Linked DNA regions of Homo sapiens: region 1 is linked to region 2. Evidence: chromatin contacts called from ENCODE Hi-C or POLR2A ChIA-PET data. All regions are on one chromosome and are shown on one strand. The core of a region is the stretch at or near the end of the contact, and the rest is flanking DNA. Distances in the headings are between cores, read along the strand shown.

Region 1 (4,913 bases), core at 1,996-4,495, 2.2 Mb before region 2:
CGATCCTCCTGTCTCCAAAGGGCTAGGATTACAGCATTAAGCCAAGGTGCCCGGCCTTTTGCACTTTTAGATTCCCGGGTTCCACCGTTTTATTCCCAGGTTGTCCTACAGAGGGCAGCCAAGGCCAGAGATGGAAGACAAACTGCCCGCTCTCCCCTCAACTTTCTCCCAGGTCCTGTAAAAGCAGGTTCCAAGCCTGTTGTGGCCTCGGGCAAATCCCTTCCCTCTTTGGGCCTCAGTTTCCCCATCTGTTTTTGTTTCTTTTTTTTTTTTTTTTTTTGAGACAGAGTCTCTCTCTGTCACCAGGCTGGAGTGCAGTCGCGCGATCTTGGCTCACTGCAAGCTCCACCTCCCATGTTCAAGCGATTCTCCTGCCTCAGCCTCACAAGTAGCTGGGATTACAGGCGTGTGCCACCACACCCAGCTAATTTTTGTATTTTTAGTAGAGACGGGGTTTCACCATGTTGGCCAGGCTGGTCTCGATCTCTTGACCTCGTGATCCGCCCGCCTCGCCCTCCAAAAGTGCTGGGATTACAGGCGTGAGCCACCGCGCCCAGCCTAAGGGAGATACTTTTATCTGGCCCATTTTATTGATGAGGTGACTGGGGTATGAGGGGGCTAAATGAGATGCCCAATGTTTCCAGCTGGTAAGTGGAGGGGCGGGGATTCAAACTTGGCTGAGTCCAGAACCCTGAATTTCCTGTGCACACCAAAGCTTCTCCAGGAATAGGGAGTTTTAGGGGGCACAGCAGGGCTTGGTGGGGACGCTGGGAAATGCTGAGTAGATCCAGCTTTCCTTGGCGCACAGCCTTCCGTGGCTCTCATTTCACTCACGTAGAAGAAGACCAAGTCCTTCTCAAAGTGCACTGGGTCCTGCAAAACCTGCACCTTTTCACCTCCCTCCCCTGGCCTCCTCCTTCTGTCCTCCTTGGACTCTCTGCTCCAACCACATGGGCCTCCTCAATGTTCCTCCAACATGCCAGGACGTTTCCTCCTGCCTCAGGGCCTTTGCACTGGCTGTTGCCTCCACCTGGGACACTTTTCCCTCTGATATCCCTACAACTCTCTCCCACAGCTCTTCCAAATACTCTCAAACATGACCTTCCCCAGGAAGCCTTCCCTTGCCAGCCTGTTAACAACTGCAACTGCAGCAGTGAGCTATAATTGCGCCACTGTACTCCAGCCTGGGCAACAGAGCAAGATTCTGTCTCAAAAAATAAATAAATAAGTCTATTTTTAAAAATAAATAAGTAAATAAATAAATTTAAATAAATAAATAAACTCTGTCTCTCAAAAACAATTAAAATGTGGCTGGGTGCGGTGACTCACACTCAAGGCAGGTGGATCACTTGAGGCCAGGAGTTTAAGACCAGCCTGGCCAACATGATGAAACCCCATCTGTACTAAAAATACAAAATTTAGCCAGGCATAGTAGTGGGCGTCTGTAATCCCAGCTACCTGGGAGGCAGAGAAAGGAGAATCGCTTGAACCGGAAAGGTGGAGGTTGCAGTGAGCCGAGATCGCGCCACTGCACTGCAGCCTGGGTGACAGAGCGAGACTTCCTCTTAAAAAAAAAAAAAAGAAAAAAATTCCAACAGCCAAGGGTGGCATTCCCAATCCACCTTACTGCTTTATTACCTACTCACTTACGGTTTAATTTACTTATGTACAGTTGACCCGCGAACAACGCGGGTTTGAATTGCATCCATCCACTTATAAGTGGCCTTCGAAAAATAAAATACAGTTGGCCATCCGTATCCGCGGGTTCTTTAACCCCTACCAAATGCGGAGGCAGGATGGGAAACCTGCGGATACAAAGGGCGGATTTTTCCTATACAGGGATTCTGTTGGGCAACTGGGGGACGAGTATACGCGGATTTTGGTATATGCGGTCTTGGAACCAATCTCCAAAATTCCGAGGAGTATTATGTTTTTCGTCTGTGTTTCCGACTCCCAAGTTAGCTCTTAAAGGTAATGATTTCTCCGTTTTGTTTACTACCACGCCCCCAGCATCTAGCACAGCATCTGGCATACAGATGCTCAACTAATTATTTGTTGAAACTAATGTCCTGCATAAAAGTAGTGTAATTTACTTTTTTTTTTTTTTTTTGAGATGGAGTCTTGCTCTGTCGCCCAGGCTGGAGTGAAACGGCCGATCTCGGCTCACCGTAACCTCCGCCTCCCAGGTTCAAGCGATTCTCCTGCGTCAGCCTCCTGAGTAGCTGGGATTACAGGCGCCCATCACCATGCCTGGCTAATTTTTGTATTTTTAGTAGAGACGGGGTTTCGCCATGTTGGCCAGGCTGGTCTCGAACTCCTGACGTGCCCACCTCGGCCTCCCAAAGTGCTGGGATTACAGGCGTGAGCCACCACACCCGGCCTTATTTATTTATTTATTTAGAGACAGTCTCGCTCTGTCCCTCAGGCTGGAGTGCAATGGCGTGATCTCAGCTCACTGCAACCTCCACCTCCCGGGTTCAAGCGATTCTCCTGCCTCAGCCTCCCAAGTAGCTGGGATTACAGGTATGTGCCACAACGCCCAGCTAATTTTTTATATTTTTAGTGGAGACGGGGTTTCACCATGTTGGCCAGGCTGGTCTCAAACTGCTGACCTCAAGTGATCCGCCCGCTTCGGCTTCCCAAAGTGCTGGGATTACAGGCGTGAGCCACCGCTCCCGACCCCTAATTTACATTTTTAAAAACCCTAGCAGGGGCCGGGAACCATGGCTCACGCCTGTAATCCCAATGCTTGGGAGGCCAAAGTGGGAGAATCGCTTGAGCCCAAGAGTTCAAGATCAGCCTGGGCAACCTGGCAAGACCTCGTCTCTACAAAAAATTTAAAAATTATCCAGGCCTATTGGTGCATGTCTGTAGACGCAGCTACTTGGGAGGCTGAGGTGGGAGGATAGCTTGAGCCCAGGACGAGGCTGCGGTGAGTCGTGATCGTACCGCTGCACTCCAGCCTGGGCGACAGAACGAAACCGTTTCAACAGAACAACAAAGACAAAAACCTCCAAAACACCCTAACAGTTAAATTTCCTCAGTCCAGAAGCTGATTGCAGTCCAGTTCGCAATTGGCCAGGCTCTAGTTTATATAGGACCTGAGGCTCCACCCATGTGCAGGCACCGCCCCCGTGGCGTCACGAGCGAGCAATGGCGTCATTGGAACGACATGAGCATGCGCACTTCCCCAGCACAATCAGGGAAGACACGCGTGACCCGGAAGGTCTTCCCGCCACACTCCAGAGCGGATGTGAGGGGCGCCGATGGCGGAGGGAACGGCGGAGGCTCCTCTAGAGAATGGTGGTGGTGGCGACTCGGGAGCCGGAGCTTTGGAACGAGGAGTGGCGCCCATTAAGCGTCAGTGAGTCGCCGGGGCAGGAGGGAAGCTGAAGGGCCTTTTCCGGCACCCATAGCGCGGTCCGAGCTGTGCATGCCGGGAGATTAGGCAGCGGCTGAGGGCGAGAAGCCACCGGCTCTTCATTCCGGGCCGTTCTTCCGCCTGCAGGGTGGTCAGCGGAGGTACCTGAGATCGTGCACGTTGGGGCCTGTCACATGCGCGAAGGACACCACGTGCATGCTAGGGCAGGTGGGATTTGAGGCCAGGCCCGCGCTGCATACTGGGGATTGTAGTCCCTGCATATGGACGTACGGCGCATGTGCTCTGCCAGCGGCCGTTACTGGCGGGTCTTGGGGTTGAAGCGAGTGCCGCGGGGCGTGCTGGGGCCTGCGGTGTTTGAAGGGCCGAAAGGCGTGCTGGGAAATGTGGTGGCTTAGACTCCGCTTCAAGGCATGCTGGGAATTGTAGTTTTTCGCAGCCTAACGTGCGCAGGGACGTTCTTGACTGAACCTGATAATAGTTTCGCGCAACACTTTGGACAGTGAGGACCCAGGGACAAAATAGGTCTTTTTTGAGGCCGTGAGGGGCTCCCAGGCTGGGAGCTGGCTGGTTCTTAAGTAGTGAGCTCCCCATCAGCAGAAGGATTTAAGGACGTGCAAGTGTTTCTAGCCTCCTTTCCCCAGTGTTTATTGACTATGTTCGGAGGGTTTTCCTTTCCCTTTCTGTCGGCAGATACCTCACCACCAAGGAGCAGTTTCACCAATTCCTGGAAGCCAAAGGGCAGGAGAAGACTTGCCGGGAAACCGAGGTAGGAGACCCTGCTGGCAATGAGCTGGCTGAGCCTGAGGCTAAGCGGATCCGACTGGAGGATGGACAGACGGCGGACGGGCAGACGGAGGAGGCAGCAGAGCCCGGGGAGCAGCTACAGACTCAGAAGAGGGCCCGGGGACAAAACAAGGGCCGGCCCCATGTGAAGCCCACGAACTACGACAAGAACAGGCTGTGTCCCTCCCTAATCCAGGCAAGTGCGGCCACGTGAGCATTCCTGCCGGGGCAGGCAGGAGCAGGGTGTGTTTCCTGGCAGCGGGTAATTGTTAGAAAGCTCCTGGGCCTTCAGCAACGAGCAGTGAGCTTGCTCTGATGCCATTCCGTCTTCATTCTCCTCGGGATACATTGTAGGGCTTGTCATTGTTCTCATTGTATAAATGGAGATGCAGAGGCACGGTGAGGTGCCTGACTTGCTCAGGGACACAAGAGCCAGGAGGGGTGATCTAGAGTTTGAACCCTGGCTGCTGGGCTGCCCCGGGGTCTCCCTGTCCTCCCTCACTGCTTCCCTGTTTCCTCGCAGGAGTCGGCTGCTAAGTGTTTCTTCGGTGATCGCTGCCGCTTTCTGCACGACGTGGGGCGCTACCTGGAGACCAAGCCGGCCGACCTGGGCCCCCGCTGCGTGCTCTTCGAGACCTTCGGCCGGTGCCCCTACGGCGTGACCTGCCGCTTCGCTGGGGCCCACCTGAGGCCCGAGGGACAGAACCTGGTGCAGGAGGAGTTGGCGGCCCGCGGGACCCAGCCCCCG
Region 2 (5,041 bases), core at 1,022-3,521:
AAAAAAAAAAAAAAAAGTAAGATCCTGTCTGTAAGGGAGCCGTTGGAACGTTTCAGCACAGCTGTTTTATAAACTGAACATGGAGGTGATCTCGTTGTTTTAAGTTTGTTTTTTGTTTTTTTGTTTTTTTTTTTTGAGATGGAGTCTCGCTCTGTCACCCAGGCTGGAATGCAATGGTACGATCTCAGCTCACTGCAACCTCCGCCTCCCAGGTTCAAGCAATTCTTCCTCGGCCTCCTGAGTAGCTGGGACTACAGGTGCCTGGCACTACACCCGGCTAAATTTTGTATTTTTAGTAGAGGTGGGGTTTCACCATGTTGACAAGGCTGGTCTCGAACTCCTGAACTCAGGTGATCCACCCACCTTGGCCTCTCAAAGTGCTGGGATTACAGGACTGAGCCACCGCGCCCGGCCCATGCAAGTGATCTCTTAATGTGCTGCAAGGATGCATCTGAATTTTGGGAAGCACAGGGTCAGGCCTTCGCTTTGTTTTGGGCCATCCCATCAGCATGACAACCCACATCTCAGGACCGGCAAGGTCATCATCTAGAGCGGCAGGAGATGGTCTCTTCTTCCTCTGTAAGGTTCCATCCTTGCCTTAACACCAAGCAAAGCATACAAAGCCAGCGTTTACGGGGATGTTATGAAGTTGTATTCCAAGATAAACGTTTTATTTATTTATTTATTTATTTATTTATTTATTTGAGACGGGGACTTGCTCTGTCGCCCAGGTTGGAGTGCAATGATGCGATCTCAACTCACAGGAACCTCTGCCTCCTGGGTTCAAGCGATTCTTCTGCCTCAGCCTCCCGAGTAGCTGGAATTACAAGCATGCCACCATGCCCAGCTAATTTTTGTATTTTTAGTAGAGACGGGGTTTCGCCATGTTGGACAGGCTGGTCTCGAACTCCTGACCTCAAGATCCACCTGCCACGGCCTCCCAAAGTGTTGGGATTACAGGCATGAGCCACTGCACCCCACTCAAGATAAACATTTTAATTTTCTTTTTTTTTTTGAGACGGAGTCTTGCTCTATCGCCGAGGCCATAGCGCAGTGGCACGATCTCGGCTCACTGCGACCTCCGCCTCCCAGGTTCAAGCAATTCTCCCTGCCTCAACCTCCCAAGTAGCTGGGATCACAGGTGCATGCCACCACACCCGGCTAATTTTTGTATTATTTAGTAGAGATAGGGTTTCACCATATTGGCCAGGCTGGTCTTGAACTCCCGACCTCAGGTGATCCGCCCGCCTCGGCCTCTCAAAGTGCTGGGGTTACAGGCGTGAGCCACCGTGCCCGGCCAAGATAAATATTTTAAAAGTTAGCTTAAATTACTATCATCCTCCATAAACAGGCCTTCCCAGCCCCGAGTGGTTAGAACTGCACGGGGTGGTGGTAGCAGCCACCATGGGCTAGGGGAGCTCAGGATGGGACATCAGCGTCTTCTAGGTCTCTGGCCTCCAGCCTTGCCCCTGAAGTCCGTCCTCCCACGCCAAACTTGTTTCAACAGCAAGTCCCCCAAACCCTGCTCACAACCCTCCCACGGGTCCCCAGCACCCACACCACAAAGCTGGGCAGCCTGGGTTGAGAAGGCAAGTGTTAAGAGTGACTTTCCCTCTCTGAGCCTCAGTTTCCCCGTCTCTAAAATGGGTTGATGGGGGAATACAGGGAGTTATCAAAGTTTTTGTTTTTTTTTAAAGCTTAACTCCCAAAATACATAGGTGTTCATTGGCAGGTGGTGGAGCATAACGATGACTCTCATAAGAAGGCTTTTCAGTTTCTGTCCCCGCGCCCGCCCTCTGCCCTCTGGAGCTGCCTGGCACCTAACACCTTCCCGGTTCCTCGCCTTTCGGGGACCTCGCTCCCCGGACACGCCTCTCCTCGGCCACGCCCCTGGCCACGCCAATGAAGCGCTACTTCCGACCTAGACCCGCTTCTTATTGGTCTCGCCTCGGCAGGCCCCTCCCTGCACAAGGTTCCTAGTTTGCCCTTGCCCCGCCCACAGTTTCTCAGGCCCCCTGAGGCGTGGGGACCCGCCTAGGGCTGCCTCCAGCACTGCCTGAAAGGAGACTCCGCCACCCTGGAGGCAACAATCCCACTGGAGTCAATCACGCGGTCCACATTTGCAGACGTAGTGGAAAGTCTGGGGTGTCGGAGTCCTTGCGGGCTGGGGCGACGGGATGGGTTGCTCTTTCCCGGCTCAGGCGCAAACGGGGCAGCCTGGAGAGCGCCGTGGGCGAGGAAGGCCCCCAGCGCAGGCTTCGGCTATTGGTGTTGGTGCCGCGGCCACTGGCCCAGCCGATGGGTCGGGACACACGCTCGCGCTCGCGGTCCGCGGGTCGCCGGGGCCGAAGGCGGCAGAGTCAGAGCGGGAGCCGAAGTCGGAGCAGGAGCCATGGGCGGCGAAACCGACGGCGCCGGGAGGACGAGGGACGGCGCAGACGGAGGCGGCGGAGCCGGGAGCGCAGGTGGGGTCGCTGCGGGAGCAGCGCTGGGGATCCGGCTCCTACCTCAGGAGCGCCCGACCGAGGGTTGGAGATCCCGGGGAACCGGGAAACCCCCGACTTACTCGGGGAGGGCTTCCTAGAGAAGGGGACAATTGACCACCGGTTGGAATTAACCTGGCAGCGGAAGGAAGGCGAGAGGCGTTCCAGGCAGGGGACCGGGCGGTTGGAGGGACAGCCCGGAGCCGGGTGAGCGAGGCGGCGGGGAGGTAACGAGAGATCAGATCATATCATATCGAGCCCTGTGTGCTCAGCACATTAGATCTTGGCTATTAGTCGGAGGGAAATGGAGAGTCTTGAGAGGAGTTTGGGTAGGGGAGTGACGTGGACTGACTTAACTCTGCATACTTTCTGGCTTTGAGGTGGAGAAGGGATGGAGCGGGGTAGGCAGGAGCGGCATCAGAGTAGGACGGCACAATTGTCCAGACAGTAGATGATGGCAGTCTCGATGGGAGGGAGGCTGTAGTCAACCACAGCGGGCAAAGTGCGTAGATTTCAGAGGGATTCTGGAAGTAGAGGAGACAACATTTGCTAATGGAGGTGGGCTGTGGGAGGGAAAAAGACTCGGTGTCAGCTGGCAGGACTCACAGCTGATTCCTAGTGCCTGAATCTCAGCTTCCCCATGGTCCTTTTCTTCTGGAGATGGGGCACTTGGTCGGATTTGCCTTGAGCCGGCTCCAGTACAGAGAAACCAAAATGGGGACAGGGACTGATTCCCAGACCGGGGCCCCAGTGCTGGCTCAGCCCCTTCGTGGCTGACACTCAGGCCAGTCTTGCCCCGCTCTGGGCCAAGTTCACTCATCGGTTGTTGGTTTTTTTGTTTGTTTGTTTTTGAGACGGAGTCTTGCTCTGTCGCCCAGGCTGGGGTGCAGTGGCACGATCTCGGCTGTTACCTCTGCCTCCTGGGTTCAAGCGATTCTTCAGCCTCAGCCTCCCCGGTAGCTGGGGTTACAGGTGCTTGTTGCCACACCCAGCTAATTTTTGAATTTTTTCGTAGAGCTGGGATTTCTCCATATTGGCCAGGCAGGTCTTGAACTCCTGGCCTCAAGTGATCTGCCCGCCTCGGCCTCCCAAAGTGCTGGGATTACAGGCGTGAGCCACCGCGCCTGCCCATAAGTCTTGTTAATGTCATCTTTGTGTTTTTTCGCCTACCATTTTCTGGTATTGGAATTATTCACAATAATTTGCCACTCTAGATATGTAATTAGAATTAATGTTCACGAAAATTCAGTTGAACTTGTGGCCAATATTTAAGGGCTCTGCAATGATTGGTTTCAACATAGTTTAGATTTTTTTGACATGAGCTTAATGGGTAGAGCATTTAACAAAATATTTGGCAGTTCTCTGTGTACAAAGACCCCTAAACGTGACTGAGCGCAGTGGCTCACATCTGTAATCCCAACACTTTGGGAGGCTGAGACAGGAGGCTTGCCTGAGCCCAGGAGTTCAAGACCAGCCTGGGCAACATAGCAAGACCCCTCTGTACAAAAAAATGTAAAGAGTTACCTGGGCGTGGTGGTGTGTGCCTGTAGTCCCCGCTACTCAGGAGGCTGAGGCGAGAGGATGGCTTGAGCCCAGGAGGTCAAGGCTGCAGTGAGCTCTGATCATGCACTCCAGCCTGTGTGACAGAGGGAGACTCTGTCTCTAATAAATAAAAATATAGACCTTGTCTCTAGTAGACTCTGTGTCTAGTAGACCTTGTCTCTAATAAATAAAATTAAAGGCCCCTGAACCACCCCTGAGGTTGTGCATCTTCCATTCCCTGCGCTCTACTCTGTTAACTCCTGTCCATCCTGTGGGACTAGTTCAAATACCACTTCCATCTAGGAAGCCCTCCCTTGACAGCCTAAATGTGTTCGGGTCCCCTGGTTCGTACCCTTATAATTCCTGCGCCACCAGCCCCAGCCACCTCCCTGCCCGCGCCTCCTCCCTCTCCCCCACACTCTGTCTCAGCCATACAGCCTCCTTGTTGTTCTTAGAATGTGGCAGGTCAGTGCCTGCCTCTAGGCCCTCGCTCTTGCTCTGCCTCGAGCACTCTCCCTCCGAATCCACCCATCGCTGCCTCCCCACTCCCTCCAGACCTTGGCTCAGTGTCAGCTCCTGAGAGAGCCCCTCTCTGACCTCGGCCCTGCAGCCCCAGCCCCTGTGCTCGGCATTGCTACTCTTTGTGGCTTCTGCCTCTGCCTAGTGTTGCGTGGTGTGTTTATTTGTTGATGTCTTCCTTGTTGGGGCCCACCAGAGGGTGAGCCCAGGAAGGCAGAAGCCATCGGTATTTGGGTCACTGCTGTGTCCCCAGAACCTAGAACAGTGCCTGCTCCCCCACGGGCACCCAGTAAGCATCTGTGGAGCAGATGACAGCTGCAGGCACTGAGCAGGCATCCATGGTCCTCTCCGCAGGTCAGATTCAGAGGAAGAGCGGTGGCAGCGCTCAGGGATGCGAAGCCGGAGCCCCCCGCGGCCCAAGTGGCACTCAAGAGATGGGTCCTCTCAGTCGGACTCAGGAGAGGAGCAGTCACGGGGCCAGTGGGCTCGCCGGCGAC

The links. A loop is a pair of places that touch in the nucleus more often than their neighbours do. ChIA-PET counts read pairs that join two places held with the same protein, here RNA polymerase II (POLR2A). Pooled maps may share reads with other maps.
Region 1: a loop to region 2 is called in a map of B cell, with 26 times the contacts of the local background. The contact joins the promoter of DUS3L here to the promoter of CACTIN in region 2. A Hi-C loop is called at or near these places in 1 of 168 maps with a recorded cell type or tissue (B cell) and 5 of 50 pooled maps. POLR2A ChIA-PET finds 5 or more read pairs at or near these places in 1 of 52 experiments (B cell).

The regions. Positions count from the first base shown.
Region 1 is chr19:5,789,495-5,794,407 of GRCh38, reverse strand. DUS3L (dihydrouridine synthase 3 like) reads left to right here and starts at 3,245. Exons shown (of 13, transcript NM_020175.3): 1 at 3,245-3,364; 2 at 4,073-4,361; 3 at 4,689-4,913. The coding sequence starts at 3,267. RefSeq lists an enhancer at 3,063-3,522.
Region 2 is chr19:3,624,020-3,629,060 of GRCh38, reverse strand. It overlaps CACTIN (cactin, spliceosome C complex subunit), which reads left to right and starts at 2,271. Exons shown (of 10, transcript NM_001080543.2): 1 at 2,271-2,465; 2 at 4,899-5,041. The coding sequence starts at 2,299. RefSeq lists enhancers at 1,938-2,307, 2,197-2,758, 2,759-3,320, 3,321-3,882, 4,109-4,608 and 1 more.